Regions from separate parts of the Homo sapiens genome. Here all the other regions are linked to region 1. Evidence: chromatin loops called from intact Hi-C (ENCODE). Cell type or tissue: CD4-positive, alpha-beta T cell. All regions are shown on one strand. Each heading gives the region's core, and the rest is flanking DNA. Links, peaks and the distances in the headings are about the cores only. Region 1 has its middle 13 kb from the start of OR1J1. Region 2 holds the start of CRB2 (crumbs cell polarity complex component 2). Region 3 has its middle 9.5 kb from the start of OR1K1.

Region 1 (10,358 bases), core at 720-8,719:
ACTCTGTTTCTAAGCAGCTTAGATGAATCTTTCCCTTTTTAACCAATAAAAGCTTCCCTTTATGCTTCCCTCTTTGGATGCACCAGTTCATGCACCGCTGGTTGTAATCCTCATTTCTCATTTCTGAATGAACTCAATGTAGTTGGACATTTCTTTAATGTCAGAGAGATGTCAGTACTCTTTAAAAAAATTTCAATAAGTTTTTGGGGGAATTGGTGGTGTTTTGTTACATGAATATTTTCTTTAATGGTGATTTCTGAGATTTTGATGCATCTATTACCTGAACAGTGTACATTGTAGTCAATGTGTGGTCTTTGCTCCCTTCCACCCCTCCCACCCTTTCCCTTGAGTCTCCAAAGTCTATTGAATTAGATTGGTGCAAAAATAATTGCGGGTTTTGCCATTAAAAGACGCTTTTAATGGCAAATAATGGTAAAACCCATACTTATTTTTGCACCAACCTAATATTATTCTTATGCCTTTGCATCCTCATAACTTAGCTCCCACTTATGAGTGACAACATACGATGTTTGGTTTTCCATTCCCAAGTTACTTCAGTTAGAATAATGATCTCCAATTCCATCCAAGTTGCTGCAAATGCCATTATTTCATTCCTTTTTATGGCTGAGCAGTATTCCATGGTATGTATATGTGTGTGTGTGTGTGTATATATATATACACACACACACACATATATACATATTATATGGGTATTTAAGTCCTCGATGTATATATGTGTTCACGTCCTTGATTCATCTTGAGTTGATTTTTGTATAAGGTGAGAGATGAGGATCTAGCTTCATTTTTCTACATGTGGCTTGCCAATGATCCCAGCATGATTTGTTGAATAGGGTGTCCTTTCCTCACTTTATGTTTTTGTTTCCTTTGTGAAAGATTGGTTGACTGTAAATATTTGGCTTTATTTCTGGGTTCTCTATTGTTTCCTTGGTCTATATGCCTGTTTTTATACCAGTACCATACTGTTTTGGTGACTATGGCCTTATAGTATAGTTTGAAGTCAGGTAATGTAATGCCTCCAGATTTGTTCTTTTTGCTTAGCTTTGCTTTGGCTATGTGTGCTCTTTTTTTGGTTCCATATGAATTTTAGGATTGTTTTATTTAGTTCTGTAAAGAATGATGGTGTTATTTTAATGGAAATTGCATTGAATTTGTAGATTGCTTTGGGCGGTATGGTCATTTTCACAATATTGATTCTCATGAACATGGGATGTGTTTCCATTTATTTGTGCCATCTATGATTTCTTTCAGCAGGGTTTTGTAGTTTTCATTGTAGAGGTCTTTCACGTCCTTGCTTAGGTATATTCCTAAGTATTTTATTAATTTGTTTATTTTGCAGCTATTGTAAAAGAGGTTGAGTTCTTGATTTGATTCTCAGCTGGTCCCTCTTGGTGTATAACAGGGCTACTGATTTATGTACATTAATTTTCCATCCTGAAACTTTGCTAAATTTATTTACCAGTTCTAGGAGCTTTTTTGATGGGTCTTTAGGGTTTTCTAGGTATACAATCATATCATCAGCAAACAGTGATAGTTTGACTTCCTCTTTACTGATTTGGATGCCCTTTATTTCTTTCTCTTGTCTGATTGCTCTGGCTAGGACTTCCAGTACTATGTTGAATAGAAGTGGTGAAAGTGGGCATCCTTGTTTTGTTCCAGTTCTCAGGTGGAATGCTTTCAGCTTTGCCCCATTCCGTGTAATGTTGGTTGTGGGTTTGTCTTAGATGACTTTTATTACCTTAAGGTATGTCCCTTGTGTTTTGATTTTGCTGAGGTTTTAATCATAAAGGGATACTAGATTTTTGTCAAATGCTTTTTGTACATCTATTGAGATAATCATGTTATTATCCTATCTTTTGTATTTTTTTTTGTTTCAATTTCATTTAGTTCTGCTCTGATCTTGGTTATTTCTTTTCTTCTGCTGGGTTTGGGTTTGGATTGTTATTGTTTCTCCAGTTACATGAGGTGTGACCTTAGATTGCCTATTTGTGCTCTTTTAGACTTTCTGATGTAGGCATTTAATGCTATAAACGCTCCTTTTGTCACTGCTTTGCTGTTTCCCTGAGGGTTTGATAGATTTTGTCATATTATCATTTAGTTCAAAGAATTTTTAAATTTCCACCTTGATTTCATTGTTGACCCAATGATCATTCAGGAGTGGGTTATTTAATTACCATGTATTTGCATGGTTTTGAGGATTTCTTTTGGAGTTGATTTCCAATTTTATTCCACTGTGGTTTGAGAGAGTACTTGTTATAATTTCAGTTTTCTTAAATCTACTGAGACTTGTTTTGTGGTCTATCATATGGTCTTTCTTGGAGAATGTTCCATATGCTGATGAATAGAATATATATTCTGCAGTTATTGGGTAGAATGTTCTGTAAATATGTGTTAAGTCCATTTGTTCTAGGGTATAGTTTAAGTCCATTGTTTTTTTGCTAACTTTCTGTCTTGATGACCTGTCTAGTGCTGCCAGTAGAGTGTTAAATTCCCCCACTATTACTGTGTTGCCATCTATCTAATTCCTTAGGTCTAGTAGTAATTGTTTTATACATTTGGGAGCTCTAGTGTTAGGTGCATATATATGTGGAATTGTCATATTTCCTGTTGGATTAGTCCTTTTATCATTATATAATGTCCTTCTTTGCCTTTTTAACTGTTGTTGCTTTAAAGTTTGTTTTATTTGACATAAAAATAACTACTCTTGCTTGCTTTTGGTGTCCATTTGCATGGAATAGCTTTTTCCATCCCTTGACCTTAAGTGTATGTGAGTCCTTATGTGACGGATGAGTCTCTTGAAGACAGAAGATACTTGGCTGGTGAATTCCTATCCGTTCTGCCATTCTGTATCTTTTAAGTGGAACATTTAGACTATTTACATTCAACATTAGTATTGAGATGTGAGATGCTATTCTATTCATCATTCTATTTGTTGCATGAAATCCTTGTTTTTGTTTTTCATTGTTTTGTTGTTTAATAGGTCCTGTGAGATTTATGCTTTAAGGAGATTCTATTCTGGTGTATTTTTATAATTTGTTTTAAGATTTGAGCTACTTTTAGTAGTTCTTGTAGTGTTGGCTTGGTAGTGGTGAATTCTCTTAGCATTTGTTTGTTTGAAAAAGACTGTATTTTTCCTTCATTTATGAATCTTAGTTTCACTGGATACAAAATTCTTGGCTGATAATTGTTTTGTTTATGGAGGCTAAAAATAGGACCCCAAACTCTTCTAGCTTGTAGGGTTTCTTCTGAGAAATCTGCTCTGTTTGTCTGATAGGTTTTCCTTTATAGATTACATGATGCTTTTGCCTCGCAGCTCTTAAGATTCTTTCCTTCATCTTGACCTTAGATAACTTCATGACTATGTACCAAGGCAATGATCTTTTTGCAATGCATTTCCCAGTGTTCTTTGAGCTTCTTGTATTTAGATGTCTAGATCTCTAGCAAAGCTGGGGAATTTTTCCTCAATTATTCTCTCAAATATATTTTCCAAACTTTTAGATTTCTCTTCTGTCTTGGGAACACCAATTATTCTTAGCTTTGGCTATTTAACATAACCCCAAACTTCTTGGAGGCTTTGTTCATTTTTTAAATTCTTTTTTCTTTGTCTTTGTAGGAGTGGGTTTATTCAAAACCCTTGTCTTTGAGCTCTGATTTTCTTTCTTCTACTTATTTGATTGTATTGCTGAGAATTTCCAGTGCATTTTGCATTTCTCTTAAGTGTGTCCTTCATTTTCAGAAGTTATGATTATTTTTTATTTATGCTATCTATTTCACTAGAGATTTTTCCATTCATATCCTGTATCTTTTTTTGATTTCTTTAAGTTGGACTGCATCTTTCTCTGGTGCCTCCCTGATTGGCTTAATAGCTGATCTTCTGAATTCTTTTTCTGGCACTTCAGAGATTTCACCTTGGTTTGGATCCATTGCTGGTGAGCTAGTGTGATCTTTTGGGGGTGTTAAAGAACCTTGTTTTGTCATATTGCCAGCACTGTTTTTCTGGTTCCTTCTCATTTGGGTAGACTATGTCAGAGGGAAGTTTGGAACTCAAGGGCTGCTGTTCAGATTCCTTTGTCCCACAGGGTTGCTCCCTTGATGTGGTGCTCTCTCCTTTCCCCCTGAGATAGAGCCTCCTGAGAGCCAAACTGCAGTGACTGTTGTTTCTCTTCTCAATCTAGCCACCCAGTGAAGCTACTGGGCTCTGGGCTGGTATAGGGGAGTGTCTGCAGAATCCTGTGATGTGATCCCTCTTCAGGTCTCTCCGCCACAGATAACCAGCACCTGCTCCAATGGAGGTAGCAGGGGAGTGAAGTGGACTCTGTGAGGGTCCTTGGTTGTATTTTTGTTAAGTGTGCTGGTTTTGTGTGGACCTCCAGCCAGGAGGTGGCGCTTTCAAGAGCACATGAGCTACATTAGCACATCAGCACATCAGTATAGGGAAGATTAGGCAGGGGGTGGGGCCATAGGGCTCTCAAGGGATTATGTCCTTTGTCTTTGGCTACCAGGTCAGCTAGAGAAAGACCATCAGGTAGGGGCAGGGTTAGGCATGTCTGAGCTCAGGCTCGCCTTTGGTGAGGCTTGCTGTGGCTGCTGTGGGGGCTGGGAGTGTGGTTCCCAGGCCAATGGAGTTATGTTCCCAGGGGAATTATGGTTGCTTCTGCTGTGTCACACAGGTCACTAGGGAAGTGGGGGAAAGCCGGCAGTCACAGGTCTCACCCAGATCCCATGCAGCCCACAGCCTGAAAGGCTGGTCTCACTCCCAAGGTGCTCCCCCGCCCCCACCGCCCGCCAGCAGCAGCGAGTTTATTTCTAGGTAGCCGGTGAGCAGGGCTGAGAATGTTCTGCAGGCTCCAAGCCTCTCAGCTGAGAAAGCAAGCAAACTCACAGTTCCTCAGTTGTCCCACAGAGCCTGCAGCAGCAATCCACCTCCCTCAAAGGGTCTGTGGATTCTTTCAGCTTTCCTGGTATGTTCTTGTGGCAGTTCTTAGAGCAAAAGTTCATGGTGTGTGTCTACACATGCCACTCTGTCCGACCTAGTGGGGGCTGCAAGTTAGTTTTGCCTCCTATCCGCCATTTTCCCTCTATTGGAAGTACACTTGAAGTGAGAGTACCTTTGGAAAAGATTGGTGACTCTTGGAACTGGGTGAGGAACTGGGTAGGTAACCACAATTGAGCCCTTGGCAATCTAAGCTTCCATGGATCATCTTTCTTCTGCCCAGGTAAATCATCTCTCAGATTGCGTTCCCTCCCTTTGGTAGCAGCTCCCTATTGACTTATTCAGGATCTGATTGGGTTAAGATGCCTTGCATCCTTTTTGGGACTATATAAGACTTTTTGTCTTTTTTGGAAAGTTATTTCTTTTAGAAAGACAGTTTGTCTTTCTGGTCCTGGTAAGTGCACTTTTGGTTTCAGTTTTGTTCTGACTTGTTTGTGTATGCTTATACTTTCATTTGCTGCTTGATTCTTTTCTTCCTCTATTTCTAAACATCTTTTGAAAGAAAAATTTACTTTCTCAAAAGGTAGGCACGAGTTGGCCGTTTAAAAGCCATTAGGGCAATTGCCACCATTCTATGAGGGATGTCAGTATCCGAAGAAAAAAAATCTCTTGTCAGGATAAACTAGTGCACAAACAGCCAAATTACCACTAGGGGGCCTGCCAGTCTCAAGAAAAATTTTGCGCGTCTGGGGAAAACTTGCTCATGGGACAGGCAATGAGAGTGCAGATTGCTTGCCAAGTAAAACAAAAATCCGGTGCCAGGCACACTGTAAAACAAAACACCAGTCCAAACGCCTATCATTCCCTGACAGGGCTCTGCTCTTCGGGCTTTTCTTTTGCTCTCAAGAGATTAATAAGCAGAATGGGATCCCAAAATCCTAAAGCACGTAATTATAATCCTCCTGGGACCCCTGCAGGCTCTATGTTTTAAAAATTATGGTCCTTTGTCTTGTGTACAATTTTAAATCAATAGCTATAGCACACCCAAACTAATTTGGATCCTCAATGGTCATACTGGGGGGCATTTGAGCTCCCCAAACTTGTTTTGTTAGAACAAAATTAGAAGACTGTGGTCCTAATATTAAGCAATCTGAATGGGAAACATACTTTAATTGGTATCTCAAAGCTTCTAAGTACATTCAGGATTCTACAATTGCCTCCTTATGAGATACCATGTCAAAATTAACTGAGACAAACAAATAGTTAAGGAAGGACAAGGCTTGAGGATCCCAGACTTGTTCCTCGTTGGAGGAGACCTCCTCTTCTCTTTCCCCTGTTCCTTCTCTCTATTTCTTCTTTGAGTGAATTACCTTTCCCTCTGGATTCCTCAGCTCCCACTACCCCTGAACCTGGTCCTGTTAAAACCTGTCCCTTGAAAGTTAAATTCACTGATGATTCCTCTAAATCCTAAATTTCTTTTGTTCCTTGGAGCAAGGCTGAACTTTAAGCCATTGCCGCAGAATTCCCAAAGGTCATGGAGACCTTTCAAATTTGCTGATAAAATTAACACAGTATTATAATTTCGACTTATCATCCAGGTTTTTCTTACCTGTGCCAGTTGGTTCATATACTTTTTGTGAAGGCCAGGCCCAATATTGAATGGCCCAGGCTCCTTGATGTGACCCTGAGAGGGCTTTAGGCAAGAATACCCCAAAAGACTATGACAGAGCCTGAAGCACAGTGAGCAAGCAAGCAGACAAACAAACAAAAACAACAAAACTTCATGAGGCTATTCTTGAGGCTTTTCCTGAAACCTGAGATGAATAAAATCCAAGACTGTACCCAAAACCTAATGAACCAGATTACGACTATTACAGTTGGCTCCGGGTTGTATTTGTAGAAAATTCTGGATTACCTATGGATGCCGAATCTACTCAAGTAGGCTGTAATTCTAAGTTTGCAAATGGCCTTTCTCAAGAACTTTCTCAGCTTGTCAAAAGAGTACACATGGAATGGAAAACTATGTCCACTTCTGATTTGGTTAATCTGGCAAATCACCTTGCCTGCACCCCTGAGGACAGTACTAAAAACCACTAACATTCGTAATGTTACAATTACAGCAAACTGAGGCTCCCAGACATAACACTAGGCAGAGACTCCCTGGGCTGTGCCAACGTTCCAGATGGCTGGAAGAGAGATTGCTGCAAGAGAAAGGGGGAATTTCATTCCCAACTCCCCCATCTCTTCTCCCATCTGAGACCACTTTCAGTGAAGGGGCTCCAAGGACTTATGGGGGATTTTCCCACTTCTCCCACTTAATTTTCTGAGTGAAATGATCCTTCAAATTAGGAGTGTTTTTTTTTTGGCGGGGGACAGAGTTTCTCTCTTATCTCCCAGGCTGGAGTGCAGTGGTGCGATCTCGGCACACAGCAACCTCTGCCTCCTGGGTTCAAGCGATTCTCCTGGCTCAGCCTCCTGAGTAGCTGGGATTACAGGTGCCCACGACCATGCCCAGCTAATTTTTTTGTATTTTTAGTAGAGACGGGGTTTCACCTTGTTGGGCTTCAAACAACTGGTCTCGAACTCCAGACCTCATAAGCCACCTGCCTTGGCCTCCCAAAGTGCTGGGATTACAGGCATGAGCCACCACATCCGGCTGGGAGTGTGGTCTTAACTGTGCTCATTGATGCCACAGCAATATTTTTCATCCTTAATCCCCCTAGCCTCAGTCAGCCCCTGCCTCAGAGTAATAAAAAGATTACAAATGGTGAGTTTCCAAAAAGCCACTGACTACTTTTGTTTCACAGCCCATTTCTTTCCATCTTGGTCTTCTCTCCAAGACACCCACACCTTTTGCTTGTTAATTCTGCCCCGCTCCACCACCTTGGATGTGATTTTTTTGAAAAATACCATGCTAAAATTTCTTTTTCCCAAGAGGGGGAAATAATTTTAGAATTTGATAAACTAAACTGTCCTCACTCAACAGACTCCCCCAATTCTGTCATTTGTTATGTCATTCCCTGTTCAGAAAACAAAAATAATGTCACTCATTTAGTGCTGAATCAAATACCTGTCTCTTTAAAGGCAAAATCATTCACTGATATTTTCAAAATTCATAGTGTACCTCTTATTAAAATCCAGATTAACCTATTAAAACCCTTGCTTAATATTAAACAGCCACTAAACCAGATGGCACTGCAAGGTATTAAACTTATTATAAAAGAATATAAAAAACAGTCTCATTATTCTCTGTACCAGTCTTTGGAGTACCCTGATCCTACCTACTAAAAGACCAAACAACCATGGGAGGAGGTTTGTTCAGGAACTCTCTCTGAGTTATAAACCATAGTATTATTACAAAGCACCCAGTGGTTCCAAATCCCCATACTGTATTAAATCCAATACCCATTGATAGCAGATTCTTCACCATCACTGATCTGTGTATTACATTATTCATTATTCCAGGGGATCAAGCCAACCAATATCTTCTTGCCTTCACCTGGGAAGGCCAACAGTTCACCTGGACATTAATGCCTCAGGGGTTTACTGAAAGTTTTTCCTATTTTCTCAAATGTTAAAGGCAGACTTAGAGGATGTAATTTTTCTCCAAGGCTCTTGTTTACTACAATATGTAGATGACTTCCTTCTTTGCTGTCCTTCACAGGCAGCCTGTGAAAAAGACAGTGTATACCTATTAAAGCAAGTGGCTGCTTAAGGTCATAATGCCTGTAAAGAAAAACTGCAGTGAGTAAAAACTCAGGTGAAATAATAAAGCCATTTAATTTCAGAGAATGAATTACATTTAGAACCAGAACAGATTCAAGGCATTTTACAATTTCCTCAGCCCAAAAGAAATGCCAACTTTGTGAGTGGGTTTCTTGGACTCACTGGCTACTTTTGAAACTGAATTCCCAACTTTTCTTTTCTGGCCCAACTCCTATGTGCTTTACATAAATTTACCAAACCTGACCCCATTACTTGGACAAAATCATAAGGGTAAGTTTTTAAAAAGCTAAAGGAGAAATTGATAAATTCTCCAGTTCTAGGTAATTCTAATCATAAACTCTTTTTTTTTTCTCTTTGTCTGTGAAAAGGAAGAAAATACTTCAGGGATCTTAACCCAAAAGCATGGAGGTCCACACCATCCTCCAGGATACTACAGTTGACAACTGGATCCCATCTCCTGTGGATTCCCTCTCTGCCTAAGAGCAGTCCCCGCTGCATCCTTGTTAGTCAAGGCGACTGAGGAGATAGTCATGGGATTCCTCCCTGACTGTGTTTTTTCCTCATGCCATGGAAGCCGTTTTACACACTCATCACACTTGGCATTTTTCTGCTAGCGGACTAACCTCCTATGAACCTCTTCTACTTACTATTCATCATATTATTCAATCATGCTGCAATAACCTTAACCCTGTGGCTCTCTGGACCTCTCCATCAGATGAAACACCACATGGCTGCTTAACTCTGACAGACCAGCTTTTAATTCCTTGGGAGCAATTCCTGTGGACAATGCTGAGTTGTCCTGGTTTACAGATGGCTCACATTTAAAGAATGAGTCTGGCAAGTATTGTGCAGGCTGTGCAGTCGTGACTTCCTTTGAGATTGTGAAAGCAGCTCATTTACTATTAACTACTTCAGCCCAGCAGGCAGATCTGTTTGCCCTCGCTTGAGCCTGACTCCTTGCTACAGGAAAGACAATGTTTATGTAAGCAGCAGGTAAGTGATATGGCTTGGCTCTGTGTCCCCACCCAAATCTCATCTTGAATTGTAGTTCCATAATTCCCATGTGTTGTGGGAGGGACCCAGTGGTAGATAATTTGAATCATGGGGAGCAGTTTCCCCCATACCGTTCTCATGGTAGTGAGTAAGTCTCATGAGATCTGTCGTTTTATCAGGGGTTTCTACTTTTGCGTCTTCCTCATTTTCTCTTGCCACCACCATGTAAGAAGTGCCTTTCACCTCCCACTATGATTCTGAGGCCTCCCCAGTCATGGGGAACTGTAAGTGTAATTAAACTTCTTTTTCTTCCGAGTCTTGGGTATATGTTTATCAGCTGCATGAAAATGGACTAATACAGTACATTGGTACTGGAAGTGGGGCACTGCTGAAAAGATACCCGAAAATGTGGAAGCGACTTTAGAACTGGGTAACAGGCAGAAGTTAGAACAGTTTGGAGGGCTCAGAAGAAGACAGGAAAATGTGGGAAAGTTTGGAACTCCCTAGAGACTTGTTGAATGGCTTTGACAAATGTATTGTTAATGATATGGACAATGAAATCCAGGCTGAGGTGGTCTCAGATGGAGATGAGTAACTTTTTGGGAACTGGAGCAAAGTTGACTCTTGTTATGTTTTAGCAAAGAGACTGGCAGCATTTTGCCTCTGCCCTAGAGATCCGTGGAGCTTT
Region 2 (10,358 bases), core at 687-8,686, 890 kb after region 1:
TGAGCACAGGGACACGGCAGCTCTGCCCTGTCCACCGGCTGCTGGCGGGCCTCCCGGGCTGTGCAGTGCGCTGGGTACACAGGTGTTTGGGCTTTTATGATTGCATAGGGGTCTGTGTGTCTGTGGATGTGGGACTGGTGTGTTTGTAGATGTGTACTGAGGATATTTTTGAATCTTGTAGGTGTGTTGTGTATCTCTGCACATATTTGCATTTGTGTGGGGGGTGTGTTCTGTGAGGGTTCTGTATCTGGGTATTTCGATTTCGAGTGTTGGGATAGGTGTGTGCGTGTGTGTGTGTGTGGATGTGAATATGTTTGTGTGTATTTGGGTGCTCTGGGGGGCATTGTGTGGATGTACACACACGTCTATCCAGACTAGTGCATGTCTGTGTTAGCCAGTCTATGTGTGTTTGTAGAATCTTGTATGTATACAGATATTTGCGTATCTGAATTTGGAGAGCATTTCCGGCATGTGGGAGGGTGTGTGCGCGCGCGTGTGTGTGTGTGTGTGTGTGCGCGCGCGCGCTACGTGATGCGTGTGTGATGTCGGATGTCTGTGGGGGTGTATGTGTCATATGTGTGGTTTGTAAGGTGTGGAGTGCTGTGTGTATGGTGTGTATGTGGTCTGTGATGTGTAGGGGTTATGATATGTGTGTGTGTGTGCATGCTGTGATGTGTGTGGCATGTGATGAATGTGTGTGGCATGTGATGTGTGTGCTTATGCGATATATATGGTGTGTGATGTGTGGGGGTTGTGTGGTGTGTATAGGTGGTGTGTGATGTGTGGGTATTGTGTGTGATGTATGTGTTGTGATGTATGTGTACACTGTGTGATGTGTGGGGGTTGTGATGTGTGCAGGTGTGTAGTGTATGCTGTGTGTGGGTTGTTTGTAGTGTGTTGATGTGTGTGTTGGTGTGTGTATGAGGGTGTGTGGTGTGTGTGTTGTGATGTGTGCAGGTGTGTGGTGTGTGATGCACCTGTGTGGGTGTGTTATGTGTGCAGGTGTATATTGTGTGTGATGTGTGTGGGTTGCATATGTGTAGTATGTGTGTTATGTGTATGCTGGTGTGTGTGTGTGATGTGTGTGGAGGGTGTGGTGTGTGGGTTGTATGTTGTGTAGTGATGTATGTAATGTATGTTGTGTATGATGTGTGTGTTGTGTGATATGTGTGGGAGTGTGTGTTGCATATTATGTATGTGTTGGTGTATGAGTGTGTGGTGTGTGTGGGTATGTGTATATGATGTGTGTGTTGTGTGATGTGTGTGTGTTGTGTACAGGTGTATGGTGTGTGATGTCTGCAGGTGTGTGTTGTGTGTTATGTGTATGGTGTGTGTGAAGTGTGGGGGTTGTATGTGTTGTGATGTATGTGGATGTGAAATGTGTGTGTGTTTGTGTGGTGTGTGATGTCTGGGGGTTATATATGTGTAGTGTGTGTTGTGATGTATGTGGGTGTGTGATGCGTGCGTGGGTGTGTGTGATATGTGCAGGTGTGTGTGTTGTGTGTGTGGCGTGTGATGTGTGGGGTTGTATGCATGTAGTGTGTGTGCGTTGTGATGTATGTGTGTGACGTGTGGGGGTGTGGACGGGCATGACGTGTACAGAGAGAGGTCCAAGCATGAAGATCAGGAGTCTTTGTTCCAACTTTGGCATGTGACGTGGGTCAGCCCCTGCCCCTATCAAGCCTCGGTTTCCCTGTCTGGGCAGTGAGCGCCATGTTGTTCAAGGGGGACTGCATTTCGGGGTGCTCAGCCGCACAGAGAAGGCAGCTTCCGGGGAGCTCTGCCACGTCGCGGGCATGTCTCCTTGCAGGTTGTAAAATCCTTTTGGCAGGATTTGGGCTTGGGCTTGCTCTTTCCATCAGATTTAATAGGAAAAGGGTTTCCTGTTTCGGTGTCTCCGTTTGTTATTCATTTCTTGTTTTCATAAAATGTTAAAAGACTGTGCCATTTAGACAAGTAGAGATGCCAGTCACTTTCCCTAAAATTGTCATCCTGTCACTCCCTGCTCTGCAGCTGGGGTGATCCTTCCCAAATGCCAAGCTGCCATGACACTGCCCTGCGGAGATTCTTCCCAGGATCCCCTCCTCTCTGGTGGCCGTGGACTCCCAGTGGCCCCCTCCTCTCCAGCTGCCTCCCTGCTCTCTGCACCGCAGCCTTGCCACCCTCTGTCCCCTTCTATCCGTGTCTCTGCCAGCCTCCCCTGCCTCCAGCCTCTGTCCAGGGATATTCCCTTGTCCTGGAATGCTGCTCTCCTGACTCCCATCTCTCCCCTCATTTCCTCTGGCTAACTCCTCTCCATCCTTCCCCCTCTGGATGCTCTGAGGAGGATCAGGTCTGACTGTGAGCTCCCCAAGGACGGGCAATCTGGTTCTCCCTAGTAATCTCAGCACCTACCATGTTGCCCAGCACACAGGAGGTGTTTAATAAACACTTGGCGAGTGAATTAATGCATTATGAATGAATGGATGATGTCCTGTCCAGCTTTAGCTTCAGTGGCCGGAAGACCCGAACCCAGGGTGAGGACTCAGATGGCATCTCCATCAGAAGCAACTGCCTCCAGCTTCAAACTGTCCTGAGCCCTGACCCTGGGCTGACTGAGCCCTGATCCTGGACTCAGACTAAGCCCTGACTTCAGCTGCAGACTGAGTCCTGACCTGAGACATTTAGCTTTGACTCCAGACACAGACCGAGTTTAACCCCTTCCATGAAATCATTGCTGGGGAGAGTCCTGGGCTGGGAGTTAGAGGTCTCAGTTTGAGCCTTAGCTCTGCCACGGTTCTCTGGGTGACCCCAGAAGGTCCTATCCCCCTGTACCTCAGCATCACAGCAAAATAGGTGCATCTCCAGAAAGTACAGAACACCATTGAAATATGGCAGCCAGTCCGAGGGTGGTGGCCCCTTCCTGTAATCCCAACACTGGGAGGCCAAGGTAGGAGGATCACTTGAATCCAGGGGTTTGAGACTGACCTGGACAACACAGCAAGACCCCATCTCTAAAAAAATAAAAATGAAAAAATTAGCTGGGCATGGTGGCACACACCTGTAGTCCCAACTGCCTGGGAGGCTGAGGCAGGAGGATCCCTTGAGCCTGGGAAGTTGAACCTGCAGTGAGCCAAGATCATGCCACCGCATTCCAGCTTGGGTGGCAGCAGAGACCCTGTTTCTAAATAAAAGAAAAATAAATTTTAAAAAATGTGGCAGCCATTCACGCTCGGGCCCCACCCACGAAGCTGCTGTTAATCCCAACCCCAGAACATTCCTGCGGGGTAAAGGTGTCCCAGGATTCTGGGGCGGGGGGTGGCTCACGGGAATCCCCCCTTACCTCGGTTTTTGTAGGAAGGCTCAGGAAGGGGTTTGGAAGGGCTGCTGTGCTCTTTCCGCTCAAGAGTCCATTCCATCCCACCTGGGGTGCTCTGTCCATGCGACCTTGGGTGAGTCACTCCCCTTCTCCCGTAGGGGCAGGGGGCGGGAACAGGGTTAGAAGGGCCCAGCCTGGCTGTACTTGTCTGCAGTTCCTAAAGTCTGCCTCCGCCTGCTCCCGCCTCAAAAAGACCCCTCTCCACTGCCAATTCGGTGCCTGAAGGAGGAGGTGGCCCAGAGACAGTGAGGCCACTGGACTTGGGCGAGGCTCCGATAGGACCCCCAGGACCTACATCTGAACGGTGAGCTGGGTTCTATCCCCCTCCCAGAGCGGGTGGAAGCTAAGCTGGTTGGAGAGGGGAGCCTGGGCCTATCCTGGAGCTCCCTCTAGTGTCTGAAAAGGGGCCTACAGTCTAACCTTCATCCAGGGGAGGACTGGGGGTTGTTTGTCCTGGCCACCCTCCCCAAGCTGTTTTGCCAGCCCCCAGTCTCTACCCTCACTCCTGGGGGTTCACCAAGCTGAGATCCTGGGGATACACTAGGGCTATTTCCCTTGTTTCAACCCCAGCGGACACCAAATTCTATTGTTCCTGATGCCCAAATGCCCACTCCTGCTCTCTGTGACTCCACCCAACCCCGTCCTGATTCAAGCTTCGTGGCCTTTCCCTGGGTGATTTCAACGCATGCACTCCTTCAGTGCAGCTTTCACTCTTCCCAGAGGGAACTCTGCCACATGCAAACCTGGCCACGTCGTTCCCCTTCTTTCACCTCTTCTATGGCTCCCCAGTGCCCTCAGGACACAGTCCAAATCCTTAGCACCTTACAAAGACTGTGCCATCTGTCCTCTGCCGACCCACCAGCCTCACTTCTAATCATTGCCATTTTGCATCCTGACCCCGGGTAATAATGACCTGTCTGCAGTTCCTGAAGGTACAATGCCCTCTCTCACACCTGACCTTGGACCATCCTTGGTTTTCAGCCAGGTATGCCTTCTGCCTCTTCTCCACTTGGAAACTCCTGTTCTTACTCCATGGTGGTACCTCCCCTGGGGAATTGCCCTTTTGCAGCTGGCCTTCTCTTGGGCTTCCCACTGGGCTCTAAGCCAGCCCCTCTCTGCCTTGTCCTTGAGTCTGTTCCTCTAGACATGAGCTCCCCAGTGGTGAGGGCTGAGTGAGTCTCATCTGTGTATTCATCATCCTACCACATGCCTGCCTTAGGATGGGTACGGATGCCTACACTGGTGAGGAGAACAGGGCAGGATCAGTGCTGGGGGCCTTACGGGAAGCCCAGGGGTCTGTCGGAGCCTAGAAGAGGCCCCGACGAAGCCTGGGGGTTGGGGGAGGAGCAGAGAAGTCTTCTCTGAGGAGATGATGCCAGAGTTGGAGTCTTCAAGGATCAGTGCAGTGTCAAGAGGCACTCAGTCAGGTGGGGGCGGGGTGGGCATTCCAGGGAGCAGACCCTGGCATCAAAGACTTGTGGGCAAAACCTGGCCACTGGCCCAGGGGTGTGTGTGCATGTGTGTGTGTATGTGTGAGAGAGAGAGAGAGAGATTTTAGTAGGGGCAGAGGGAGAGACGCTGAACGGTAGAGAGGTGGGCAGAGGAGCTGGGGGCTGAGGATATTGATCTGTGTTTGTGCCAGGGACTGAGTTATGAAGCGTTCTGGGCATGAGTCTCAGGAATTTAGACTTGGCCTTCGTGCAACTGGGGGTCACCAGGCAAGAGACACAGTTGAGATTTGAAAAAAATCCCTCTGGCAATTGGTGTAGAACCCAGGGGCCTCCTGGGCATCGTTTTGGGCATTTGTGGGGTGCTTTCAGTTATCATGATGACTGGGGGGTACTACTGTGAGTTAGTGGATGGGGCCTGGGATGCCAAACACCCTGTGATGTTGGGAACAGTCCACATCATGAAGGGTTGGCCCATGTGCCATTTGATTTTGCATTTCCCACCAGGCACGCGTGCAGAGGGAAAACACCTGTCTGTAATTGTCTAAGATTAGAGCACATGTCTGGCTTGCATAGAAACGGAGAGCATCTTTGCGTGGTTTTTAGCGAAGACTGATTTGCCAGAACTATGCCTTCCATGCACATTTTAGGAAGATTGCGCCTTATCTTGTTTGGAGCCTTACCCAGATTCGCCACCATTTTGAAAAACTACATACTTCATGGCAGATCTTCTCATGGGATTTGAGCGGCCAACGGGACCTTCCCCACATTGGTGTGCATCTGTGGCTGTCACCTTCAGTGGAGTTCTGTGTAGGCACACACTTCTCATTGCTTTATTGTGTCTGCTAGCATAGTGTACTCAACAGGAGCATTTACAATTTGAAATAATGGATCACCTTAAATTACCTTCGTTATGTATTCTTTTTTTTTTTTTTTTCTGAGACAGAGTCTCACTCTGTCTCCCAGGCTGGAAGGCAGTGGCACAATCTCAGCTCAGTGCAACCTCCACCTCCCGGGTTCAAGCGATTCTCCTGCCTCAGCCTCCTGAGTAGCTGGGATTACAGGTGCCCGCCACCATGCCTGAATAAGTTTTGTATTTTTAGTAGAGACGGGGTTTTGCCATGTTGGCCAGGCTGGTCTCGAACTCCTGATCTCAGGTGATCCGCCCACCTCGGCTCCCAAAGTGCTGGGATTACAGGCATGAGACACAGCGCCCGGCCCTTTATGTATTAATTTAACCAACACTCATTTAACTCTTGACATTGCCAGACACTTTTCTAAATGCTTGATGAGTAATTATTTAATCCTCAAGACAAGTCTATGCAGTAAGGTGCAGTTGCTGTCTCTTTTTTTTACCAGGGAGCTAACTGAGGCACAGAGAGGTGACTTACCCAAGGCTGGAGTCGGGCAGACCCAACTCGAATCCTGCCAGGCACTGGTGCTGGGCCAACCTCACTTCTCTGTGCCTTGGTTTCCTCATCCATAGAATGGGGCCAGTGCTGACCTTGCAGTGCTGCTGGGAAGTGGAGAAGCCGGGATTTGAATCAGCATCTGTGCACCTCACCACTGGCCTATAGTGTCTGCCTCTGATGTTTCAGTTAGGGCATTGGGTTGGTTTTCTTTTGGAAGTTACAAGCATACATATGTTGAGACAAGGTTAAGTGCCACTGGTGGAGAGCCTGTGAGAGCTGGGCTGGGAGGGAGTGGAGGTCTGGTCACTGAAGCTGGGGCATGGACACGCTTGTCCAGGGAGGAATGTGGAGTGAGGAGGGCAGGGGGCTGGAGACAGACCCGGACAGGTCACAACATTCTGGGAGGAGGAGTGAGGAACGGTTAACAAGGTAGAGAGACCAGGGTAGCAGGGGTTGGGGAGCCCACAGGGACAGAGTTCCAAGAAGGAGGGCATGGGTGACAATGGAGAAGGCCTTAGAGAAACCCAGTGAGGTCAGGGCTGATGGTGGCCCCAGACTCAGACACAGAGGGAGCAGGGGGACCTGGGCCGTGAGAGCCGAAGGGGCCTCAGCTGGAGCTGCAGTCACTCTCACCCCAATACCCAATGTAGGGAGAAGGAGGGGAAGAAACACCCCAACCTCCATCTCCTCTCTCCCTGGCATCTCCGGCCTGTGCCTCCCACTGGCTCACCTTTCCAGGAAGCAGATGGAAGGAAGCCAGCATGACACAGCCCACAGGTGCCAGCAGGGCAAGGGCGGCTCTGGGTGGGGAGTAGGGACAAACAGAACAACCAGTGAGACCCTGAGAAGGGAGATGTGAGACCCTGGGGAATGATCCAGAGCAGGAGTCACCTGGAAGGGTCTGAAGGGGTTCCTTCTGGTGGGCTCCTCAGTGGGGAGGGTCACTATCCTCCCACGACGAGGCTCTGACAGCAGCCGCCCAGTCCTTGCAATGTTCTCAGGCAGATGCTGTGATGATCCCATTTACAGATGGGAGAACTAAGACGCAGAAAAGGAACAGACCAACAAAAGCTCACCTAAGGGCAGAGAGCAGGAACCGGATTCAAACCCAGGTCTGCCTGATGCCAAAGCTGGGACTCCCAACCACTGAACCTTGCTGTCGCATGTGCCCATCAGCTTGAGAGTTGGTGGGAATCCCGGCCCAGGACAGCGTCCCCTCAGCCAGGGAGGTGGCAGCAAGTCATGCTCAGGCTAGTGGAGGGGCAGTTAGTAACCTGCAGTCGGAGGTTCACCAGTGGAAAGGCTGGAGTCGGGCAGACCCAACTCGAATCCTGCCAGGCACTGGTGCTGGGCTGCTCACCTCTCTGTGCCTCGGTTTCCTCATCCATAGAATGGGGCCAATGCTGACTTTGCAGTGCTGCTGGTGGGTGGGGGGGGGGTAAACTGAGGTTATGTCGATTCCCTTCCCAGGTGGGGAGGACAGGGGAAGTGGATGCACCTGGGGGACCATCTCAGAGGAGCTGGCCCACTCTTACTGCCTTCTCCAGATCCGGACCAGGGAGCGGTCAAGATGGTGTGCCCTTGTCTGACCTCCGTCCTGCCTGCTGTCCAGCGACTCCCTGGCTTCCTCCCCGTCACGTGGGACTCCTGTACCCGGTGCTGTCGGGGGAGCCCCCCTCCATACCCTCCAGACCTCACAAGACACTTCCAGGTCTGGCCACAAGGTGGAGTGTGGCGGCTGCAGGACAGTGCTGGGGGCCGGGCTGCAGAGGAGACTGGACCTGCGCCGGGTGACCTCCCCGCTCTGTGAAAGTGTGGGAGTTTGTGTCTGTGCATCCAGAGAACCAGAGGGTGGTGGTTGACTTGCCGTGCTCCCCCCAGCCCCCCATTGGGATTGCCTGGGTCTCTGGGGGATCACTGAGAAGCTGGATAAAGAGAGCTGGCACTGTCGCCTTGGCTCACTAACGCCACCATTTTACAGGTGAGGAGACTGAGGCCCAGAGAAGGAAGTCACGTGCTGAGGTCACCGGCTAATCAGTGGCTGAGCTGGGCTCGAACCCAGATCTCTTACGCTGTGAGGCCTCTGCTTTTCCTGTGGCATGGAGAGGGGCTTCTCCCACCTGGGGAGAGGGATCCTGTTGTATTGGAGAGGCAGGGGATTAAAGATGGACTGAGAGAGGTTAGTGTCCCAGAAACCAAGGGGCAATCCCTGCCCTGGAGAGAACAGGCCTCAAGGGCAGGGATGGGGCAGGGGCAGTGGATAAGGAGTCTACCCAGGCCTTTTTGGGTTCCCTCCTTTGGTCCCTGGGGACCCAGGGCTGTGGCACTTGCCCCGGGCTAGAGGGTCGGCCAGGGCCTGTGTGGTGCCCACTGCTCCCTCCCCTGCACTGCAGGGGACCCTTGCCCATCCCTCTAGCTCATCTGGACCTCCCTCAATGGCTCCTGCTGTCTTTCCAGGCTGTGTCCTCCCGTGTCAGGGACACATCCCAGAGCCCAGGGCCTGCGTGGGCTGTATCCACGGTTACTGAATAGGGACAAACAGGCATGTATTGGCAGGGGCCGGTGGCTCATTTCAGGAAAGTCCCTTCAGCAAGAGGATTCTCTCCCCACTGGGGCTGAGGGTGGTAGAAGAAAGGAATGTTGTTCTATGTTGTAGTGTCTCTGAGATGACCTGGCTTCCTGAACCAGGTCCCCCTGAAGAGCTCCTCCTGTCCACCCCAACAAGAGGCCAGCTGGAGAGCAAGCAAACATCGAGTGCAGCAGGAGACTATAAGGTTAGACAACAAGAAGGACTTCCTGGCAGGGGAGAGCAATGCTTGCTTGGTTAGAGCTGCCTTTCAGTAGAATGGGCTGCTTTGGATTGCAGTGAGGTCGCTGGAGTTGCAAACAGCAGAGCCAGAGATCAAGGTCAAGTGGAAGAAAGCTGGGAAAGGTTCAGTTTGGCTGGTGAAGGGTGGAGAGGGTAAAGGGAGGCAGGGACCACCGTGGTGCAGGGGTGAGGTGCCCTGCAGGGAGCTGATCCTGAGGCCGATGGTGGGAGGAGCTGTGTGTGGTCGGGTGGGACGGGGTGGGGACAGCAGGAGACACTGAGAAGGTGGCATGGCCAGGAGCTAGGGGCTGACCGAGTGTGGGGAGGGGGGAGTGGGGAGGGGGCGTTGGGCTGCCCGATGGGAGGTGCCTTGGCTCCGATGGGAGCACTGGGGAGCAGCAGGTGGGGGGACGAGCTGGGTGGGAGGGGCTGCAGCTTCCCAGCAGAGACAGGGTCTGGGAGGCGACTGGACTCGAAGGCCTGGGCTTGGGAGAGAGGCCCGGGCTGGAGAGGTGGGGAGGGGGATCCAGGAGAGGGGATAACTAAGGACTTGGGAGTAGCTGGCATCACCTGGTGAGACGAGAGTCCTGAACAGCCCCCTCTCCAAGGACAGAAATTTCTCCAAGGAGGCTGACCTGAGAGGTGGGAGGAGAGTGGGGCAGAGGGTCAGGAGGGAGAAACCAGTGGGTGCCAAGACCAGGTCAGCCCCACAGGCTAGGGGGCTTGAGGACTTGGGGCTGATGTCTAGGGACGTCCACGAGGTGGAGCAGCCCAGGAGGCCTGGGTGGGAGGAGGAGGCGGTGGCGGGGAGGGGAGGGAGGGGCTGGGCCTCTGTCCACAGCATTAGTGCTGGTTGGAGGGACGAGGGGGGTGCGGAGCCAGCCAGGCCGCCCTCCCGTTCTCACAGCAGCCGAGCAGAGCGCAGAGCGGGCTGCCATGGCGCTGGCCAGGCCTGGGACCCCGGACCCCCAGGCCCTGGCCTCTGTCCTGCTACTGCTGCTCTGGGCCCCTGCCCTTTCCCTCCTGGCTGGTGAGTTGGGGCCCATGTCTGGAGGGGCCTGGGAGAGGGTCTGTCCCCCAAGACAGATACCCCAAGCCTTGGCTGCTGGGGTGGTGGGTGGGCTGGTCCGCGTGGGTGCAGGCCTGAGCTGTGGGGTGCACAGGAGTGCGCGGCTGTGGCCCCCAGACTCTGTGGGGCTCCACGGAGGTGAGTGTGTTCTGAGGCTCGGGGCTGTTTCATGTTGAGGGGGGTTGTAAGTTTCGGGGTTGGGGGATCGGGGGCTGGGCATGATTTGGGGGAGCTGATGCGGGTGAGGGATGGGGTGCGTGTT
Region 3 (10,358 bases), core at 1,123-9,122, 350 kb after region 1:
TCCGTCTCAAAAGAAAAAAAAAAAAAAAAGACTTCATAAATCCACTGAAGTAGTTTTCCCTGGATCTTTTTCACATGAAATATAAAGAGACCGATTTTTAACACCTTAAATAAAACAAGTATATCCAAATGACCGACTCCCTTCCCGGCAGTCCCCTTGGAAGAGCTTAGGCTTATTCCAGTGAGGCTGCTTCAGCTCCAGGGATTTTTGCACCCCCTCTTTGCAAGGTCTTTGAGCCACACGAGGAAATCTACCTCTTCTCACCCGCCACATTCCCTGAGTTTATCCTCAAGTGACTTCTGGCCATTTCAGAATCAATTCATCTCACCCTCCCAGCACCGATATTTTCAACCCTTCAGTTTATTCAGAATAATGTGTAGTGAACCACCTCCGCCAGAAAAAATAAATAATTGCACTGCAAGAAAAGAATTTCAGAGTCTGCCTCTACAGCCTCATTTGTCATGTAATCTTTGTGCATTGTAAAGTAAGGCAGCCTTCATTTCAAAGGTATAGCAATTGGGGAGATTTTAGTAGTAAAAAAAGCTCACATCACAAATGGTAAATTGATTACTCCTTCTAAGGGTACAAAGAAAATTTCTAGAACCTAAGTCTTCTTTCATGCAAGGGCTTCCACAGGGAAAATGCAGCCATTAGGGATGCAAAATAAAAACATAAAGACTTTTTCTTGATGCAAAAATGACTGCTTTAAAATACTAGCAATGGGCCGGGTGCAGTGGCTCATGCCTGTTATCCCAGCACTTTGGGAGGCCAAGGCGGGTGGATCACCTGAGGTCAGGAGTTCAAGACCAGCCTGGCCAACAGGGCGAAACCCCATCTCTACTAAAAATACAAAAATTAGCTGGGCGTGGTGGCATGTGCCTGTGATCTCAGCTACTCACTCGGGATGCTGAGGCAGGAGAATCGCTTGAACCCAGGAAGCAGAGGTTGCAGTGAGTCGAGATGGTGCCATTGCACTCCAGCCTGGGTGACAAGAGTGAAACTCCATCTTAAATAATAAAATACAATAACAAAATAAAATCAAATCCTGGAAAAGCATTGATAGTCCAAGAAGCTGACAAAGCAAGCAGTTCAGCTCACTCTGAATCATTGATGCTTCCTCCAACTCACTCTATCCACAGCTCTTCTGTCCCGCTTCCTCCACATCCTTTACCTTTACATACCTGTACTGCTTTCTCCTTTTTTTGTCACATATTTTCCCACCTCCTTCCCTTTTTGTTCTCTGCTCTCTCGCTCATCTACTATTATTTACTGGTGCCAGCCCCCATACTAGGCACTAAGACTATAAATAAAGTCCTTGTCCTCACGTGCAATACAGGAACACAGTTCATGATCAAAGCCAGAAGAGAGATACAACATGCTGTGGAGCAGGGGTCTCCAAGCCACAGGCCACAGACAGGTACCAGTCCATGGCCTGTTAGTAGCCAGACCACACAGCAGGAGGTAAGCGGCGGGCAAGTGAGCACTACCACCTGAGCTCCTGTCAGCTCAGCGGCAGCATTAGATTCTCATAGGAGTGCAAACCCTACTGTGAACTGCACAGGCGAGGGATCTAGGTTGCCTGCTCCTTATGAGAATCTAATGCCTGATGATCTGAGGGGAACAGTTTCAGCCCAAAACCATTCCCCACCTCTGTCCATGGAAAAATTGTCTTCCCTAGTGCCAAAAAGGTTGGGGACCACTGCTATAGAGGAAGCATGACTTGGGTTGGAAGGGAGAGGAGAGTTAAGGAAAACTCACAGAGTGTGGTAGGTTACATCAATTGTGCTGGTTCCTCAGCCATCCCTGATGCCATACCTTTGAGCCATGTAACTTTGCCCTCCAACCACGACTGGGGTCTCAGCCACGCAACTTGCTTTGGCCAGTAAGATATTAGGAAGCATGATTTTAGCAAAACTTGAAAGGTATTTGTGATACTGGCTGGGCGAGGTGGCTCTTGCCTGTAATCCCAGCACTTTAGGAAGCCAAGGCAGGCAGATGACCTGAGGTCAGGAGTTCGAGACCATCCTGGTCAACATGGTGAAACCCTGTCTCTACTAAAAATACAAAAATTAGCCAGGCATGGTGGTGGGCACCTGTAACCCCAGCTACTCGGGAGGCTGAGGCAGGAGAATCACTTGAGCCCAGGAGTCGGAAGGTGCAGTGAGCTGAGATTGCACCACTGCACTCCAGCCTGGGCAACAGAGTGAGACTCCAACTCAAAAAAAAAAAAAACTATCTGTGATATTGGGCTTGTTCGCTTGTGTTTCTCTCATTGCCATGAGAAGGACATGTCCACCTAGTCCCCTGGTCCCAAGACAGGGAAGAGAGACACCTGGGGCAGGGCTGCTGTAGCCAAGGTGATCTAAGCAGAACCCTCAGCTGACCTGCAGATGTACGAGCAAAGACCAGCCAAGATCAGCCAAGCCCCAGCTGTCCCATTGACACATGAGTGATAATGAATGACTCATGTTTTAAACCACTGAGTATTGAGATGGTTTGTTACACCGTCATAGCAAACTGACGCAGCTCCCATAACTATTTCTGATATTTGCCTTTTTCACCGATGCAGTCTGGCTAGCCCCTTCAGTGTCCTGAGGGCTGATTGATCCATCAACATATACTTGCTTTCTCTGTTTGCTTTTGGGGATTTATATGTAAGTATGTCTCCGCCCGCAAGACTAGACCAATCTACCAGGGATTCTTTGAGGGTAAAAGTCAGGTTTTTCCACTGGCCTAGGAACTCCTGGAATAAGGGCCCCAGCTCCCCTTTTTCAATCTCAGGATCACATCCATGTCCTCACTATAGACACTGTTTCCTCTCCTGGTTGCCTTCTTTGGAGGCTGTCATTGAACCCACACACAGATTCAATTTAGACTGGAACATTTTCAGCTAGTCTCTGGTGAGAAGGAAAAATGAAACTGGAAAGGCATTGGTTACTGGAAGGATGACATGAGTAAAACAAATCAAATCACCATTTGTTTGGCAAAGAGCTCAACTTCACCCACACAGACACCACCACCTACTTCATTTTCTCTCCAAGGACCACAGAACAACTGGCAGGTTGTGGAGAAACCATGACCAAGACCATCCCACACACATCACGAAATCACATCACCACAGACCTTGGAAACCATAATGACATGGTAGGAAGTTAACTCAGCACAGGCCAGATGTGGTGCCAGTGGCTTTACATTCCTTGTACTCATAACAATTTAATACTCATAACAATCCATTGTGGCACACATTATTGTCTCCATTTTACAGATGAGAAAATTGTGACTCAATGAGGCAACTTGCCCAAGGCTCCAAGATAAAAATCAGTGGAACTAATATTTGAGCACAGATCTGGCTCTGGGCAGAAATGAGAGATAGCAAAAGCCCTCCCCTCCCCTGTTCTGATTCCAGACCACTCATCATGCATGAGAATCATGTGACATGCTCATGGGAAATGCATTTTTTTTTTTTTTTTTGAGATGGAGTTTCACTCTTGTTGCCCAGGCTGGAGTGCAATGGCGCAACCTCGGCTCACTGCAACTTCCGCCTCCCGGGTTCAAGTGATTCTCCTGCCTCAGCCTCTCAAGTAGCTGGGATTACAGGTGCCCACCACCACGCCCAGCTAAATTGTTTGTATTTTTAGTAGAGACAGAGTTTCACCATGTTGGTCAGTCTGATCTCAAACTCCTGACCTCAGGTGATCCACCGGCCTTGGCCTCCCAAAATGCTGGGATTACAGGCATGAGCCGCCGCACCCAGCCAAAATTGTTTTTTAAAAAGGAAATGGGATAAGGAAAGGCTGGATGGGCTGGAGGTGCTTCCAGGCAGGTAGAGAACTCTTTGGCGTACCAAGATGATGACAAGGAACTGAGGCCTTGGGAGTAGAGGGAGAGCTACATCAAAGACAAAGCCACAGAGTAAGAGCTGCATTTCCTGACCACCAACTACAGTAGTCTGCTCAGCTGCCCTAAAAAAATACCACAAACTGAGTAATGATAGAAATATATCTTGTCACAGTTCTTGAGGCTGGAGGTCCACCAACACCATGGTGCCATAAGGGTTGGTTTCTGGTGAGGGATCTCTTCCTAACTTGTAGACAGCTGCCTTCTAGCTGCATCCTAGCATGTATCTGCTCTGTGCACATGCAGAGAGCAAGGGAGCTCTGGTGTCTCTTCTTTTAAAGACAGTGGTCTTACTGGATTTGGTCCCCACCCTTATGACTCATTTAACCTTAGTTACCTCCTTCAGTGGCCCTATCTCCAAATACAGTCACTTTGGGGGTTTGGGAATTTGGGCTAGGTTGGGGACGGTTCAGTCCATAACACCAACTATGGGGCAGGCACCCTTCAACTGTTTCCAAGAGCCTCTTTTGATAAACATTATTATTGCCTGTTCATGGGTAAGGCTTCCCAGACAGTGGTAAAATTCTGAGTTCTGAGCTCTGAGTTCCTAGGTTTAAGTTCTAACTTTACTATGTACTAACTGGTTGACCTTGGGCAAATCATTTAACTAAAAAATGAGGAAAATAATATAGCTCTGAAGTGGTGAGAATTATCTAAGAAATAAATATAAACTGCTTAGAAGCCAGGCATGGTGGCTCTCACCTGTAATCTCAGTACTTTGGGAGTCCCAGGTGGAAGGATTGCTTTAGCCCAGGATGTAGGGAGACCCCCTGAAACTATTGCTACAGAATAAAAGATGAAATGCTCCTGATTATTGTAAATACAAAATTGCATGCTGGATTGTGTAAAGACAATGCCAGGTTGGACTGCCAGAACGAGCCAACAGCGCGTGATGTGCTTCCCCCTGCAGAGAACCTATGAATGGACGTGCAGTCAGGGAGGTTTCACATCACCAAGATTCCTATCCCAGAAAAGTAGATGTTCATAGCTCTGGGAATGGAATGGAACCCTTGTGGAAAGCCTATAAACGGATGCATGGGGGGGCGCCTGTCCATATGGATAAGATAGGGCTATAAATGCCCTCATCTTGCCACAGCTCTTCCAGGCCTCTTTAGGGTTAGGGCATACTCCCTTCTGAGAATTTCTGGTCTAACCGGTTCTCTAGCTTCACGTCCTGTTTCTATGGATTGTTTGTAACCAGCTTTTGTTGCAATTGTTACTACTGATTAATAGCTTGCTAATCATAGGTTACGGAAAGATTGTGTTTCTGTTTTAAGGCTCTGTTAGAAATTACTGATGCATGCACTATATTGTAAATTCTTATCTCTGTATACCGTACTTCTACGTACAAATGTACTGTACTTCTACATACAAATGTTATTACTTCATCCCCATGTGACCATCTCACCTCATAATCAAATGACCCTAAATCCCTCACTAACCCACCCCCGCTGTCACTAAACTTAATAATAAATGCTGGTATATCCAGTGCATTGTTGGCACCACGGGACCAGAAGGCGGTGACCCCCCCTGGACTCAGCTTTCACTATCTTGTGTGTGTCTATCATTTCTCAACCTGCCGATCCACCTGGGAACAAAGAGAGAGCCCCGTTGCACTGCAGGCTGCTGGCCAGATCCCACAATACCAGGAATTTGAGGCTGCAGTGATCTATGGCTGCACCACTGCATTCCAGTCTTGGCAACAGAGCAAGACCCTGTTTCAAAAAACAAAACAAAACAAAACAACAGACTGAAAAACAAAGTGCTTCCTTACTCTCACTATGACAGGTCTAGGGGACACAGGTAGTAAGTCACTGGAAACAAATGGTGGGATTGGGATTTGAAACAAAGATTGTACTCTTAACTAAGAAGCTATGTCTCCTCGAGTCACCCACCTTGCAGCATCTTGGGGCTGGTGGGTGCCGCCTGCCTTCCTGTTCTCTTCTGTCTGTTTTTTTCTCCCCCTTAGTTGACCATGATCTGAAAGTCAAGTGTATATATGTTGTCTTCATCAAATACCATTTTGTTTGCTTTGTTACTCATTATTTAAAGTGTGTGTATTTAACATTTTCCCGTTCTCATTCCTAAAAACAAATTCTCTAACATTATTCTTACATGGTGCTACGTATCTCCCTCAGGCCCCTACTCTGCAGTCTGTAGCACAGCGTCCATAATGGGAGCAAAACAATTCATTCCTTCTCCTCTGCTGCCACCGCGTGGCCATTTTGCATTATAACCCGCATTTCTGCAAAGTAACCAGGAGGTAACAACCTCTTTGGCAAGGCTGAGGATTTAACTTGATCTTGTTTGTTACCTGGTTCTCAGTGAGCATAGGTAGTAGACGTCTAATTAAAAATATGTAACATTTATGGAAACATGATATAAGAGATGATCTTCTGCCCTATTGTGGTGAATTCCAGCCTACTCATGTTGCCTTGGGGATTTTCCCCACTGAAGGAGCATATATTAACTGATGCCAGCTCAGATCAGAGATCAGAGATGACAGGACACAGTCCCTGTCCCCAAGGAAATACTAGTCTGGTCTGTAAACAAATCCAGTTCAACTTTGGCTACCACACACGCTGAAGACAGAGTTACCCTACAGAAAAGAGAGACAGAGCTATTCAAGTCACCAGGATTTCCCATCTCACACTTCGGAAAAACTTTAAATATTTCTTTAAGTTGAATTAAAATAATAGCATGATGACAACAATAGATAATTTATTGAGACATTTCTATGTGTTAAGCAAGGTGCAAAGTGCGTTCTGAGTATTAACCCATTGACCTCCTTTTTTCTGAGATGGAATCTCACTCTGTTGCCCAGGCTGGAGTGCAGTGGTGCAATCTCAGCTCACTGCAACCTCTGCCTCCCAGGTTCAAGCGATTCTCTTGCCTCAGCCCCCCAAGTAGCTGGGATTACAGGCGTGCGCCACCATGATCAGCTAATTTTTTGTATTCAGTAAAGAGGGGGTTTCACCATTTTGGTCAAGCTGATCTGGAACTCCTGACCTCAGGTGATCCGCCCGCCTCAGCCTCCCAAAGTGCTGGGATTACAGACATGAGCCACCGTGCCCGGCCCCATTGACCTCTTATCCCAACTACTGTTATCCCCCTTGTACAGGTGGGAAAATGGAGGCAAGGCTAGTGTTGGATGGACCCAGGTTTTGAGCCCCCATTTTCTTAACCAGTGTTGCCATCACCTGTAGGAAGACATGTCACAGTATGACTGCCTCTCTCTGAAGAGACAGCAAAGACTTAGGATCCAGAGAGGATGTGAGGTTTGAGCTGAATTTTCAAGGATAAATAGGATTTATTTGAGTTGACAAGGGGAAATTGGTTTTTTTTTGGGGGGGGGGTTGTTTGTTTGTTTTTTGAGACGGAGTCTCGCTCTGTCGCCCAGGCTGGAGTGCAGTGGTGCGATCTCGGCTCACTGCAAGCTCCGCCTCCCGGGTTCACGCCACTCTCCTGCCTCAGCCTCCCAAGTAGCTGAGACTACAGGCGCCCGCTACTACGCCCGGCTAATTTTTTGTTTTCGTATTTTTCGTAGAGACGGGGTTTCACCGTGTTAGCCACGATGGTCTCGATCTCCTGACCTCGTGATCCGCCCGCCTTGGCCTCCCAAGGTGCTGAGATTACAGGCATGAGCCACCGCGCCCGGCCGGAATTGGGATCTTAAAGCCCTTTTTTAATAAGTGGGATCAGGGTTTTGTAGAGGATGGATAGTTTAAAAAAAAAAAAACAAAAAACTGATGACCTCTATGGATCTAAGGAATGTTTGCTAGGTGCCTCACCATGCTAAGAACTTTAGCTCATTGAACACTTCCAGCCACCCTGTGAGATAGTTGCTATGATTATCCTCACTTGGGAGATCACAGCTCAGAGACACCAAGAAATTTAACCACAAGCATTCACAATCCAAAATAAATTCTTGGAGTGGAGGGAATCAATGGGAGTGAGGCTTCTCTGAGAACACAACTTCATATTCTGTTGGCTTTTAAACTGGGTAAATGTTTTATATGCTCAAAAAGGTGGAACCAAAAAGGATGTATTGGAAAAAAAAAAAAAAGCAAACGCTAGGTCAAACACAGTGGCTTACGCCTGTAATCCCAGCACTTTGGGAGGCTGAGGCAGGAGGATCGCTTGAGCCCAGGAGCTTGAGGTTGCAGTGAGCTGTGATTGCGCCACTGCACTCCAGCCTGGGCAACAAAGTGAAACGCTGTCTCTTAAAAATGAAATGAAATTAAAATAAAGAAAATCACCTTTACGCATACCCCCAATGTAATAATTTGGTTCAGGCAAGGATGCCAAGACTATTAGGTGAAACGTTATTGTAAGAAGAGGATATTCACACAGTCTCAAAGTATCACAACACAGATTTCTTTCTGCTAACAAAGGGGAAATAATTTTACTATATGAAGATTTGTCATTCACCACCTTAACCAAGTGATTAAACTTAGCATCATCAAGCTGACATCAGATACTCCCTGACTTATGTAGTAAGAACTACACAACATCACCTCTGGTGATTGTATTATTGCCAGAAATAAGGAAACAATCTGAGAAGCCAGAAATTGGAGCATTTTTTATGACAGTTGGCCTGGATTCTTTAAAAAGCCTCAGCAGAAGGGTGGCCAGGCTGCCAGGTGGCTGGGCATGATGGACCCAGCTGCCGGTCTAGCCCTTCCTTATGCCCAGGCTTAGACCCATCCCCAGTCACCTAAATGAATAAATGGTTAAAAGTCACTGATAAGGCTGGGTGTGATGGCTCACGCCTGTAACCCCAGCACTGTGGGAGGCCTAGGCCGGCAGATCACTTGAGGTCAGGAGTTCGAAGCCAGCCTGGCCAACATAATGAAACCCCACCTCTACTAAAAAAAAAAAATACAAAAATTAGCCACATGTGGTGGTGCACACCTGTAATCCCAACTACTCAGAAGGCTGAGGCAGGGGAATCGCTTGAACCTGGGAGGCAGAGGTTACAATGAGCCGAGATCATGCCACTGCACTGCCAGCCTGGGCATGGGCAACAGAGCAAGACTCCATCTCCACAGGAAAAAAAAAAAAAAAAAGACTGATATGAGCCAGGCATGGTGGCTCACCCTGTAATCCCTGTACTTTAGGAGGCTGAGGCAGGTGGATGGCTTGAGCTCAGGAGTTTGAGACCAGCCTGGGCAACATAGTGAGGCCCCGTCTCTACAAAAAATACAAAAATTAGCTGGGCACAGTGTTCCACACCTGTAGTCCCAGCTACTCAGTTGACTGAGGTGGGAGGATGGCTTGAGCCAAGGAGGTGGAAATTACAGTGAGCCAAGCTCACACCACTGCACTTCAGCCTGGGCAACAGAGCCAGACCCTGCCTCAAAAACAAATCACTGATATGAGAAACAAGAACAAAGGCAAGGGGACTATACTAGCTTAAGAGACTAAAGTCACAAAAATGAAATGTGTGAACTTGATTGCGTCCTGAATTTTTTTCAAAGAATATTAAAGAAATTTTGGGAACAAATAGAGAAAATTGATATGAACTGTGTTTTAGATATTGTTGAATTACTGTTTATTCTCTTGAGTGTAACAATGGTATTTTGGTTATACAGGATCAAGACCCTTTTCTTAGGAGAGTCAGTGAAGTATTTAGGAGCAAAGTCAAGATGTCTGCAAACTTACATCTCAATAGTTCCGCCAGGCGCAGTGGCTCACGCCTGTAATCCCAGCACTTTGGGAGGCTGAGGCGGGCGGATAACGAGGTCAGGAGATCAAGACCATCCTGGCTAACACGGTGAAACCCTGTCTCTACTAAAAATACAAAAAATTAGCCGGGTGTGGTGGTGGGTGCCTGTAGTCCCAGCTACTTGGGAGGCTGAGGCAGGAGAATGGCGTGAACCCAGAAGGTGGAGCTTGCAGTGAGTCGAGATCGCGCCACTGCACTCCAGCCTGGGTGACGGTGAGACTCCGTCTCAAAAAAAAAAAAAAAGTTCCACAGAAAACAGAGATAAACAAATGCAGCAAAATATCAACTTTTGATGAAGCCACGTGAAAGATATACAGATGTTAATGGTAATATTCTTTTCAGTTTCCTATAGGTTTCAACGTTTTCCAAATAAAAGATTAATAATTAACTAATACAATGTGAGAGTCTGAAGCATCTGACGAAATCATCTAGCCAGATGCGTGGCTCACACCTGTAATCCCAGAACTTTGGGAGGCTGAGGCAGGAGGATCGCTTGAGCCCAGGAGTTTGAGACCAGCTTGGGCAACAAAGTGAGACACTCCACTCTACAAAAAATAAAAAATTAGCCAGGCACAGTGGCATGCACCTGTAGTCCCAGCTACTCGGCAGACGGAGGCAAGAGGATCCCTTGAGCCCAACGGTTCAAGATTACAATGAGCTGTGATTGCGCCACTACACTCCAGCCTGGGTAACAGAGCAAGACCCTGTCCCGAGGGGGAGGAAAAAAAAAAAA

Evidence for each region. Hi-C counts contacts between places; a loop is a spot of excess contacts. Peaks named below come from ENCODE experiments on the same cell type or tissue, not always from the same donor. Only the 100,000 strongest peaks of a DNase experiment are listed, where the experiment ranks them.
Region 2: a loop joins it to region 1, with 6 times the contacts of the local background. A loop is called at or near these places in 27 of 110 quality-filtered maps.
Region 3: it touches region 1 in a loop (10-fold over the local background); 103 of 110 quality-filtered maps call a loop at or near these places.

The regions. Positions count from the first base shown.
Region 1 is chr9:122,459,516-122,469,873 of GRCh38, forward strand. It overlaps a transcript of OR1J2 not described here. Among named protein-coding and RNA genes, the nearest start is that of OR1J1, 13 kb to the right of the region's middle. RefSeq lists an enhancer at 4,235-4,736 and a silencer at 5,728-5,777. In CD4-positive, alpha-beta T cell, for the core only: CTCF peaks have their summits at 5,660 (motif pointing right) and 5,865; DNase peaks (open chromatin) are centred at 4,406 and 5,686; H3K4me3 peaks cover 1,381 bases; H3K27ac peaks cover 658 bases; H3K27me3 peaks cover 602 bases.
Region 2 is chr9:123,346,298-123,356,655 of GRCh38, forward strand. It overlaps CRB2 (crumbs cell polarity complex component 2), which reads left to right and starts at 9,900. Exons shown (of 13, transcript NM_173689.7): 1 at 9,900-10,057. The coding sequence starts at 9,964. RefSeq lists enhancers at 2,929-3,430, 3,431-3,930, 7,863-8,362, 8,031-8,200 and silencers at 7,721-7,830, 7,851-7,900. In CD4-positive, alpha-beta T cell, for the core only: CTCF peaks have their summits at 3,729 (motif pointing left), 7,975 (motif pointing right) and 8,175; DNase peaks (open chromatin) are centred at 3,734 and 7,934.
Region 3 is chr9:122,804,404-122,814,761 of GRCh38, forward strand. No RefSeq gene overlaps it. Among named protein-coding and RNA genes, the nearest start is that of OR1K1, 9.5 kb to the left of the region's middle. RefSeq lists a silencer at 6,008-6,177. In CD4-positive, alpha-beta T cell, for the core only: CTCF peaks have their summits at 6,097 (motif pointing left) and 6,297; a DNase peak (open chromatin) is centred at 6,098.